2 separate regions of the Homo sapiens genome follow, and region 1 is linked to region 2. A link is a contact called in ENCODE Hi-C or POLR2A ChIA-PET data. All regions are on one chromosome and are shown on one strand. Each heading gives the region's core, a stretch centred on a gene start or an enhancer-like site at or near the end of the contact. The rest is flanking DNA. Distances are from core to core; before and after follow the strand shown.

Region 1 (5,129 bases), core at 568-3,067, 140 kb after region 2:
GAGGGGAGGGGAGGGGAGGGGAGGGGAGAGGAGAGGAGAGGAGAGGAGGGGAGAGGAGAGGAGAAAAGAAAGCAAAGCAGAGCACAGCAGAGCAGAGCAGAGCAGAGCAGCCTGGTCCATTGGCTAGCATGAACAACCAACCCCAAAGCTTCCACTTTTCCGGTAGCTGTAGAAGATACATTGATATATTAACACAGAAAACGAGAAAGAAGGGTTAAGAGTGTCAATTTGAAGGAAAATTGGGTGAGTGGCAGTGGAGGTTGAAGAACTCATTCAAATTCCCTCTGCTGAAGCATCCAGAGAGATCTTCAAAGTTATGGATGTGAACAATATGTCAATATGCATACTATACCTCCTGACGCTAACTTTAGGCAAGTTAGGCATACAAAAATAAAACTAGAAAGAGAGGACTGATGCCTAGTAACCCAGTCCAATGCATACCACCAGAAAACGTAAGCCCTCTATCAAAGGAGAAAAAGTCAACACTTAGGGTGGATACTTTGACTGAGACTGCCTCAAACAGCTTCGCCTCCTCCAAGCATACCTTCTCTTTAACCTTTGATCTTTACTTTTTTGTAGGTGAAGGGGAGAAGAGAGAGAAATTTGTTTTGGAACAGGTCTTTCAACTTCACTATTTTGAAGATTCTTTTAAACTTCAGAGAAAAGGTGCAGACTACAGTATAGGAAGGATAAGAGAGAGGAGACAAAAGAAATGGGAAGTGAGAAGGGAGAAGAGAAATGGGAAGTGAGAAGGGAGAAGAGAAATGGGAAGTGAGAAGGGAGAAGATAAATTGTACTAGATTCAGCTTTGTCAATGCCTCATGAATTAGTGCTGAATGGGTACTTTAAACATCACCTTATCAGGACAGTCCTCTTTTTGAGAGAGAAGCTGGCTCTGAGAAAGAGAGAAAAAGACTTGTCCAAGTTAATCAATTGTTGCATACAGAGATAGGGCCACCAGATATCTGGATTCACAAACTGAGACACATATTTAAGGAGACCCAATTCGAAAGACTGAACAGAGATGACGGGGGCAGCAGGGAGGGCTCAAGAGAGCGTGTGAGAGCCGCAGGGGCTTTGCAGTGGAGGAGCGCTCTGTGGGTACCTTGATGTAGGCCCGCTGCAGGTAGTTGTAGGGCACTCTGCGCTGGAAGTCGCTGCGCACATCCTCGCTGACGCGGTGGCGGGATGCGGGGCCCCCGAGGCGCTGGGTCTCACAGCTGCGATAACAGCGCGCCCGCCCCAACAAGGAGCGGAAAAGGGGCAGCTCAGCGCCGGGGCCCTCGCCGGGGGGCGGGGGCGGGAGCGGGTGGCGCGCCGCGCAGTGGCGGGCACAGCGCGTGCGGATTTCCCGCAGGCGCCGGTGGCTGCGCAGCGCCGCTTCCAAGTCGCGCACCGCTCGCTCGTAGTCTCCGCTGTAGTAGGCGGCCGCGCCGCTGGCGTAGAGCAGGTCGAAGGGCTGCAGAGGCCCGGGCTCCAGCTCCAGCTCCCGGCGTGGGCTGTCCGGGGGGCCGCCCCACAGTGGCGGCGGCAGTAGCAGCGGCAGCAGCAGCAGCAGCGGCGGCGCCCAGATGCGCTCCCGCATCCTCCGCCTCAGAGAGGCGCGGGACGGTTACGCTCGAGAGGGCTTCGGGGCACCTCGCGTCCGGGTCCCCTCTCCCACCTTCCCTCGGGGAAGCGCGCCGACTCCGCCGCGATCTGGCCGCTCCGCGAGCCCCAGGTGACCGCCGGCGCTCCGCGTACTGAGAGGCGGAGGCCGTGCCTGGCCAGCCGCTCTTAAAGGGACGCCCACAGCTCACACGCTCCTCCTGCTGCCTGAGACTCCGAGAGCCGCTCTCCCAGGCTCCCCGCTGCAGCGGCGGGGCTGCCAGGGGCGGCACACTCCAGCGCCAGCCAGAGAGCTAGCGCCGCTTGAGGCCGGCCGGGGACGAGGCGCTTTACACGTGAGCTCCCTTCTGGTTGTACAAGTGGATAGTATTAGTCTTCTTTTTGGGAAATAAAGAAAATCCAGCTTAGCAAGGTTAGGGCCTTAATCATATTCTGGAATCTCTGTATGGCCTCGCAGTTTGCAGAGTGCTTCACCTTCTAAATGAAGCCTGGAGCGCCATTTCAGACTGAATCAAACCGTAGATGCCATGTGTACCTACGCAACAAATCTGCGCATTCTGCACGTGTATCCCGGAACGTAAAGTTAAAAAAAAAAAGAATAAATAAATAAATAAATAGAAAAAAAACCCATAGAGGCCCTGTAGGCCCAGATGCGGAGGTTTAAGAAGATAAGTGATTTGCCTAAATGCATAGAGCTGAGAAGTGGCAAAGGACGGACCCAACCCAGGGCCTTTAGAACCAAAGCTTACCGCTTCTTCTCTTGGGGAAGGTTTCTCCCTTACCTTTTCGTCCAACTTGGTGTGGATGTGTGTCCGGGCATTGGATCAGGGCGCTGGGCCAGGGGAAGAACAATATATAGCCTGCCTTTCCTGTGCAGCCCGTGGTTTTACAGGGCCCAGAGAACCTTTGGAGGCAGGAGGAGCTGTACTCGCATTCTGGCTCCGTCCGTTTACCAGCTGTGTGACCTTGGCAACTGAGGGCCTCAGTTTCCTCATCTCCTAAACAGCCAGACGCCTAACACGTAAAATGCTATTCAGAAAAAAATTCTTGCTGTGGGCCAGGTGCAGTGGCTCACCCCTGTAATCCCAGCACTTTGGGAGGCCAAGGCGGGTGGATCACCTGAGGTCAGGAGTTCGAGACCAGCCTGGCCACCATGGCAAAACCCCGTCTCTACTAAAAATACAAAAATTAGCTGGGCGTGGTGGCACGTGCCTGCAGACCCAGCTACTCAGGAGGCTGAGGCAGGATAATTGCTTGAACCTGGGAGGTGAAGGTTGCAGTGAGCTGAGATCATGCAGCCTGGGTGACAGAGTGAGACTCCGTCTCAAAAACAAAAAAAACAAAGAAAAAGAAAAGAGAGGAGAGGAGGGGAGGGGAGGGGACGGGAGAGGAGAGGGAAATTCTTATTCTAAGAGTTGAACAAAGAGGCAATTTAGTATATCCCTTACCTCAAGGAATTAAGCAATCTGCATCAATCTAGGAATGAGAAAGCTGACAGAAATGGTTGCCAGATTCCAAACGACTAGCTGGAGGCTTCCTGTTCCTCCCCTTCTCCTCTGTCACGAATACATTCTTAGCCAAGGTGTTCCCCTCTTTCGTGTTCCTTGGCTTCACACTCTCACAAGAATATTGGTTGGACCCTGGATCCCAGCCTGCCTCCTGGAGGCATTTCTGTGGTCTTCTAGTGCCTGTGAGAATCTCATCAGTCTTTCAGCCCCTGCAATGGTGAGCAGAGGGACAGGCAATGGGAAAAAGACTCACGCATGTATCTAGTTGCTATGATTTTTCCGAAGAAGGCTTTTATGTGGAATCACCACTACGCTGAGGGGCTTGCCAGAGATTCATGCTGATTCCTTCATTCATTTTGTTAGGTTTGACCACTCAGGCCATGAACAGCCCTGGCTGTGTAATTCCAAGAGACACTGATGAATCATGCTCTTTTTTTTTCCCACCAAACGTTACTAATTCGGCTCATATCACTGATGAAAAAGCTCCAGTTTGGAGCTGAATGTATATTGAATGCCTTGGATGGTCAGTGTTCCAGAATTAGCACATCAGTCATCTGCCCAGACTTTTTCTCTAGAGATTGTCTGTTTTCAGATAAAGATTTTGGAGTCTAGTCCAGGGTTATCAGTCCACTTGTGGAAGGTTTTGAAGCACATCAGGATAGGAACTCCTGCTGTGGGACTGAGGGCAAAGTGCCAGGATACCTTGCTACATTCTATTTGTACATTTGGTGACATTTCTACATCATTTAATATATTTCAATTAAATTAACAATTTTTGATGCCTACTCTTAAAGTAAATATTCTAGGTGAAAGAGAAGATAAGTCAGGATTCTTACCTTTGGGAAGCTCACAGTACTGTATAGGAAACAAATTTGATATATATAATGTATACAGCTATAATACAAGGTAGAATGTGGTACGTGTTAGATTAGATTGAAAGTGTTGGCCGGGCGCAGTGGCTCACACTTGTGATCCCAGCACTTTGGGAGGCCGAGGCAGGTGGATCACCTGAGCTCAGGAGTTGGAGACCAGCTTGGCCAACATGGTGAAATTCCGTCTCTACTGAAAATACAAAAATCAACTGGGCGTGGTGGCAGGCACATTTAATCCCAGCTACTCAGGAGGCTGAGGCAGGAGAATCACTTGAACCCGGGATGCAGAGGTTGCAGTCAGCCAAGATCGCGCCATTGTACTCCAGCCTGAGCCACAGAGTGAGACTCAGTCTCAAAAAACAAAAAGAAAAAAAAAAAAGAAGAAGAAAGAAAAAAGAGCTCTGGGAACACAGAGGTTACAAAGATAGCTTCTGGCTAGAAGGATCTAAAAAGACTTAGGGAAATAATTGGCATTAGCACACAGTCAATAGCCTATAGAATGCAACCACATCCTACTGATTGCCAAATTGGCCAGGTTCTTTCAAGCCTCTTGTATGTCCTACTACCTTATTTCTTATATCTTACTACAAGTAGTAAGTAAGTAATATGCCTTGTATTACTACCTTACGTACAATCTCTGCCTGACTTGAGAGAAACTATTCATTGACAACTCAAATTTGCTTGAACATTAGAATCACCTAAGAAGTGTCTGGCTTCTGCTCTGAAAGATTCTGATTTATTGGTCTGGGATATGACCTGAGCGATGGGATTTTTAGAAGTTTCCCAGGTGATTATAATACGAAGCCAAGGTTGAGAACCACAGGTCTACAGCTAATGCCACAGCCCAAAGAATAAGTCTATGAGTTGGGGTTCCAGGTGCTGTGTAGAATTCATGAGTAGGTAGGGTTTGGAGAATAGGTAGGGTTTTGTGTAATCCCCCAGATATTCCCTCCCAGGAAAGCCAATCTGATCTGCTTTTTAAGGCTGGATCAGGACAAAAAGTTCATGACCTTATGGTAATAAGAGCCATGCAGTGCCAAGAAGCTGATTCCAGGTCATGCTGTCCCAGTGGTACTTACTCAATGTTGGAACAGACAGTCATCCACGAGTCTCTTATACTCCTGAACTTCTCACAGAGTGT
Region 2 (5,340 bases), core at 2,089-4,588:
CATTCCACAAGTAACATGCAAAGATCAAGTGAAGGAAGAATGTAACATGGAGTCTTCAATATCTGAATCTTGGGTTCCGGGAGAATCTGCATTAGAAATATGCCTTTCATGTAGCTAACATAATCATTAATATTACTAAGTGTAGAATTTTACACAGATATTTTCCACACGTACATTTAACAAAAACGACCCATCACCCATCAACTAACCAAAGGAAAAAAAAAAAGACAAATGAAACCCTATCATTCAACAGGCAAGTCAACCAGCCTCCATATGACTACCAGTCTTAAGCTGGTAGCTTAATGACTAGTAGCACACCAGACAGAGGAAAACATTAAAATAAAAATAAAAATGTAGTCCAATAAATTGTGGTTTCTGGGGCCTGATTTGATGGCTTCAGCCAATTCTTAACCACAGCCCAAGAAGATTTAGTCAAACAAGTTAATTCTTCCCTCGTTTATAAAGTATGTGCCTGGCTCTGACTCTCTGGTTGCAACAAGAAGGGATCATCTAAGAAAGTACTCCCTTGTACTCACTGTCTGGCTCATGGCAAGAAGAATCACTTTATCAGAAATTCGATAGTGTCATACAAAGCATGATGGTGTAGGCAGGCTAACAATCCCTATATGAGTACAGCCTTTTACAGTTAAAAAAACAAAAAAAGGGCAAGGCACGGTGGCTCACACCTGTAATCCTAGCACTTTGGGAGGCTGAGGCGAGCAGACTGCCTGAGCTCAGGAGTTCAAGACCAGCCTGGGCAACACAGTGAAACCCCATCTCTACTAAAACACAAAAAAAAAATTCGCTGGGCATGGTGATGCATGCCTGTAATCCTAGCTACTTGGGAGGCTGAGGCAGGAGAATCACTTGAACCCAGGAGGCAGAGGTTGCAGTGAGCCAAGATCGTGCCACTGTACTCCAGCTTGGGCAACAGAGTGAGGCTCTGGCTCTAAAATAAAAAAAAAGAAGAACTTTTTATGTTTACCATCTTAAAACAGTTACTATCCTTCTTTTATAGATAAAAATCATAGGGCCCAGAAAAATTGAGTCACTAGATCTTCATCACTGTGGAGCATATCAGAATAAGATAATCCCAGAGACTAAGCCTCCTGATTCCAAGTTTATTCCCCAACATTGTTTCTACTATCCCCCTACTGACTCTGGAATCATATCCAGCACAACCTTTAAAAATCTGGTGGGTGGGCTGAGCACAGTGGCTCAGGCCTGTAATCCCAGCACTTTGAGAGCCCAAGGCGGGTGGATCAACTGAGGTCGGGAGTTCAAGACCAGCCTGACCGAGATGGTGAAACCCCGTCTCTACTAAAAAAAAAAATGAAGAAATTAGCCTGGCATGGTGGCATGCACCTGTAGTCCCAGCTACTCGGGAGGCTGAGACAGGAGAATCACTGGAATCCAGGAGGCAGAGATTGCAGTGAGCTGAGATCGCACCACTGTACTCCCGCCTGGGTGACAGAGTGAGACTCTTGTCTCAAAAAATAAAAATAAAAAAAAAATCTGGTGAGTGAAAGGAGAATGGACAAGTGACAGCAATGTTTTTTAGTGAGTTTCCATATCACGCATGTTTCATGGACTGAAGCCACTGTGGGATGTAAGTAGCCCTGGGTCACCCCATCTTAATGCTTAGGAGCTGTCCAGTAGGAATAATACAAAATACTAAACACTGATAGGCATCCAGAGTAGATGACAGTCTCTTTGGGGAAGATGAGAAAAGCTGAAGTATACTCTATTCTGCGACACATGCCTCCCTGACATCCCCTTTTAGTCAGATTAAGATATGAAAATGTTGCTGGGCGTGGTGGCTCATGCCTGTAATCTCAGCACTTTGGGAGGCCGTGGCGGGAGGATCACAAGGTCAGGAGTTCGAGGCCAGCCTGGCCAATATGGTGAAATCTCGTCTCTACTAAAAATGCAAAAATTAGCCGGGTATGGTGGCATGTGCCTGTAGTCCTAGCTACTCAGGAGGCTGAGGCAGAAGAATCGCTTGAACCCAGGAGGCGGACGTTGCAGTGAGCTGAGATCACGCCACTGCACTCCAGCCTGGGGGACAGAGCGAGACTCCATCTCAAAAAAAAAGAAAAAGAGATATGAAAGTGTTTTCTGGTTGGAAACTTTGTATCTATCTACAACTGTTCTTAATTTAGATCCTAATTAGGTATCTGACGACTGGACAACAGGCTTTTTAGTTATGATATAATAAGAAATATACTGGTTTTTATCCCTTGTTTCTAGCACAGAGCTCCCAAATCCCTTGGAATTTCCCAAGGGATAAGAGTGTCCTTTTTTACTTATAATGAGATCCTTTTGATCACACTTAAGTTTATGCTGATGAGATGAATTAGGGTAGGGCCCCTAAAAAGATTCAGAATGGGGCTGGTCACCAGAAAGACCAAGTGATTAGGAAAGTGAAACTTTTAGCCCCACCCACAGACCTCTGGGAAAGGAGTTTGGGGCCTGCAAATTAAGCTCTATAAAAACTCTTGAACAACAAGATGTGATGAGCTTCTAGGTTGCTGAGCACGTGGAGATGCTGGGAGGGTGGTTTGCCCATGGAGGGCATGGAAGCTCCTCCTGCCATCCCCCCATACCTTGCCCTATGTACCTCTTCATCTAGCTGTTCATCTGTATCCTTTATAATAAACCAGTAAACACAAGAGTTTCCTGAGTTCTGTGGGATGCTCTAGCAAATTAACCTAACCCAAAGTCAGGATCATGGGAACACTGGTTTGTAGCTGGTCAATGAGGGGTTGGTCAGAAGTATAGGTAACAACTTATACTTGCAATTGGCATCTGAAATGCCAGTTGTGGGCTAAGCCCTTAACCTGTGGGATCTGACACTATTTCCAGACAGACAGTGTCAGAACTGAATTGGATTAGTTCACCCTCAGTTGCTATCCACTGGAGAATTACTGGTGCATGTGGGTAAAACCTCACACACATCTGGCCACAGAAGTATTCTGTATTGAATGAATATGAGAGTACGGTAGGTAAAAAAAAATTTTTTTTTTCCTTCAGACCAGTAGGTTCCCAGAAAACATTCCATCCTACAACCCATTAGCCACTTCGTCCTAGACAATTCTGTGGAAATGGTAGATTTGTGTAGCCCAATTAATCATGATCCTTCTCTATCACACGTAGTCTTCTGTTCTGCTCTTCTATTAACCTTCTAGTCAGTTGCTGGACACCAGATTCCCTGGTAGCCAGGGGAAAAAAATGCTTTGAAATTTGGCAACTGTCCTGGAGTTTCCCAAACATTTACAGCAATGTGTTGGCTTATTGGCATGAACTTCCTGGGTGATTTCTCAGCCTAAAAGGCAACATGAACTCTGGCTGACCATGAAGCTCTCTGGCATTTGTAAAACAGCTTGGGCTTTGTGGCTGCAAACTGAGGTCCAGGTCAGATTAGATGAGCATATTATCCTGTTTACTGGTTCAAAACTGACTTGGAAGCTAAGGAAGGAAAGGGATGGGAAATGTGAGAGCTGTAGAGAGCCAAAAGTTTTCAAATCAGAGGAATGTGCTGACAAGATCTCCTGGGGAAAGAAGTACTGTACAGCTTCCCAATGCAGCACTTTGAAAGCCTCTTGTCTTGCAATTCTTTCATCAATAGGTGATATATTTTTGATATCTACACAATTCTATGTTTCATGCAGCAGGTGAAGAAGAGAAAATGGGATTTCGGGTCAAATGTCTGGGTTCAAATGCCTGTTCAACCTGTTCTGAGCTTCTGAGACTTCAGAGAAGTCATTAAATCTTCCCACATGAGATGCTGTTAGTATTAAAATAGTATGCAAATAAATTGTGTGCAAATTTGCTGGGAAATCATAAAACATATAGAAATAATAATTGTTAAGAATTAACCACTGCTGTTAGTATTACTATTGCTAATAGTTTTTATTAATATAACAATGCTTGGCTCTACTTAAAAACTGTTTTTGGCAACACTCCACCTGTTGTCTCTACTAATTTTCATCTTACATAAGTAGGCACATAATGTTCCGCTCGCTTCGTCTCTGTGCCTTTGCTCCGTTTCTTTTAACCACTAGAATGGTTCCCTCTACATCCATGCATCCTACTACATTCTGCTTTCTCTAAAGGCCCTGCTCAGATCTATGTGCTTCAAGCATCTAAGGTTAACTAATCTAATATCCCATGTGGCTGGTCTCCTCTCCAAGTTCCTCTGATATACAGTCTGTCCCACACTACCTAGCTCTTACTGACTGTGTAACAGAAGTAAACCATAGGAAATTGCTAAGCCTCCGGTATTCTGAGAATGGTGATGACCATGCAAGTTTCCTTGGGAAACAGATGAGGGAGTGAATTTGGAGGCTTTTTCTTTTTTTCTTTTTTTTTGAAACCCATGGTAATAATACACAAATCTAAGACTTTTTTTTTTAAGTCTTGCTTTCAGACTATTAGGGAGTGTAGTAGCTTAGTCTTATTCTTTATTTTCTAGAGAAAGTGGGTTCTTCCTTGATCTGGAAAAGAACTGGTCAAGCCCCATCTTCCCCTTCCCCTCCTTTATAGGGTAAAAGTGCACAGCTACTTACCTTCTCTTAGGTCTCGATCTATCTTGGGTGATAGCTTTTTTCCCATTGAGAATCCATGAACTTCTGCTCCCTCTACGTTCACTCCTGAAGGGACCCTGCCCATTCAAAAAATTTAAAATGGCAATTTGTCATTGAATAACGATGTTCAAAGGCAAAGAATACTTTACCAAGGTAGTCTGTGACTCTATATTGTGTATTTTATTGTAAACAAGTTCACCTGTCTTTTAAAGTCAAATTAAATGTCACTGCCTCTAGTAAGTTCTCTATTTCCTCGGTGAGTTTGCCTTATTTCACTCCTCTAAATCTTCTTAGCAACCTTTATTACAATTAATTGTATGCATAACATAACTCTCTTCAGATTAGACTCTAATCTCAAGTAGGAAAAAAATTATCATGAGCATCTTTATAATGCTCAGAGTGTCCAATGGGGCCTGGAACATGGAGTGCATCATTGAACAACTGTTGAATTGAAATAAATTATGTCATAATGTAGTAGTTCTTGACTATTGTGAAAAGAAGACACAGGTTTGTCATATGCAAACACACAAATGATAGCAGGCTGTTCTTTATATACGTAAAAATCAAACAAATCCAAATGTGTATATACATTCTTGGATCTCTCGAAATAATTTTATGCCACCCAAGGGTTGAGTTTTTGAAGCCTCGTGAAAGACTTCAAGATTCTAAATAAGAAGATCTGGATCTGTCCTTCCTTTGTGATGAGACTCTAAGCAAGTTGCTTGCCTTGTCAGGGCCTCAGGTTCCCAATTTG

The links. A loop is a pair of places that touch in the nucleus more often than their neighbours do. ChIA-PET counts read pairs that join two places held with the same protein, here RNA polymerase II (POLR2A). Pooled maps may share reads with other maps.
Region 1: a loop to region 2 is called in a map of posterior vena cava, with 3 times the contacts of the local background. The contact joins the promoter of P3H2-AS1 here to the enhancer-like site in region 2. A Hi-C loop is called at or near these places in 14 of 168 maps with a recorded cell type or tissue (ascending aorta, cardiac septum, esophagus squamous epithelium and 7 more), 1 of 37 single-sample maps with no recorded cell type and 14 of 50 pooled maps. POLR2A ChIA-PET finds 5 or more read pairs at or near these places in 7 of 52 experiments (A673, AG04449, Caco-2 and 4 more).

The regions. Positions count from the first base shown.
Region 1 is chr3:190,119,147-190,124,275 of GRCh38, forward strand. P3H2-AS1 (P3H2 antisense RNA 1) reads left to right here and starts at 1,818. Exons shown (of 4, transcript NR_126419.1): 1 at 1,818-1,943. It overlaps P3H2 (prolyl 3-hydroxylase 2), which reads right to left and starts at 1,751. Exons shown (of 15, transcript NM_018192.4): 1 at 1,106-1,751. The coding sequence starts at 1,585. RefSeq lists silencers at 1,228-1,307, 1,518-1,747, 1,694-1,988 and an enhancer at 1,958-2,137.
Region 2 is chr3:189,978,478-189,983,817 of GRCh38, forward strand. P3H2 (prolyl 3-hydroxylase 2) reads right to left here. Exons shown (of 15, transcript NM_018192.4): 8 at 4,569-4,663. Among named protein-coding and RNA genes, the nearest start is that of P3H2, 140 kb to the right of the region's middle. Within about 2 kb of position 3,339, at least 5 of the 41 ENCODE cell types and tissues checked have a DNase peak (open chromatin) inside an H3K27ac peak, as active enhancers do; they include PC-9, where a contact is called at or near this core.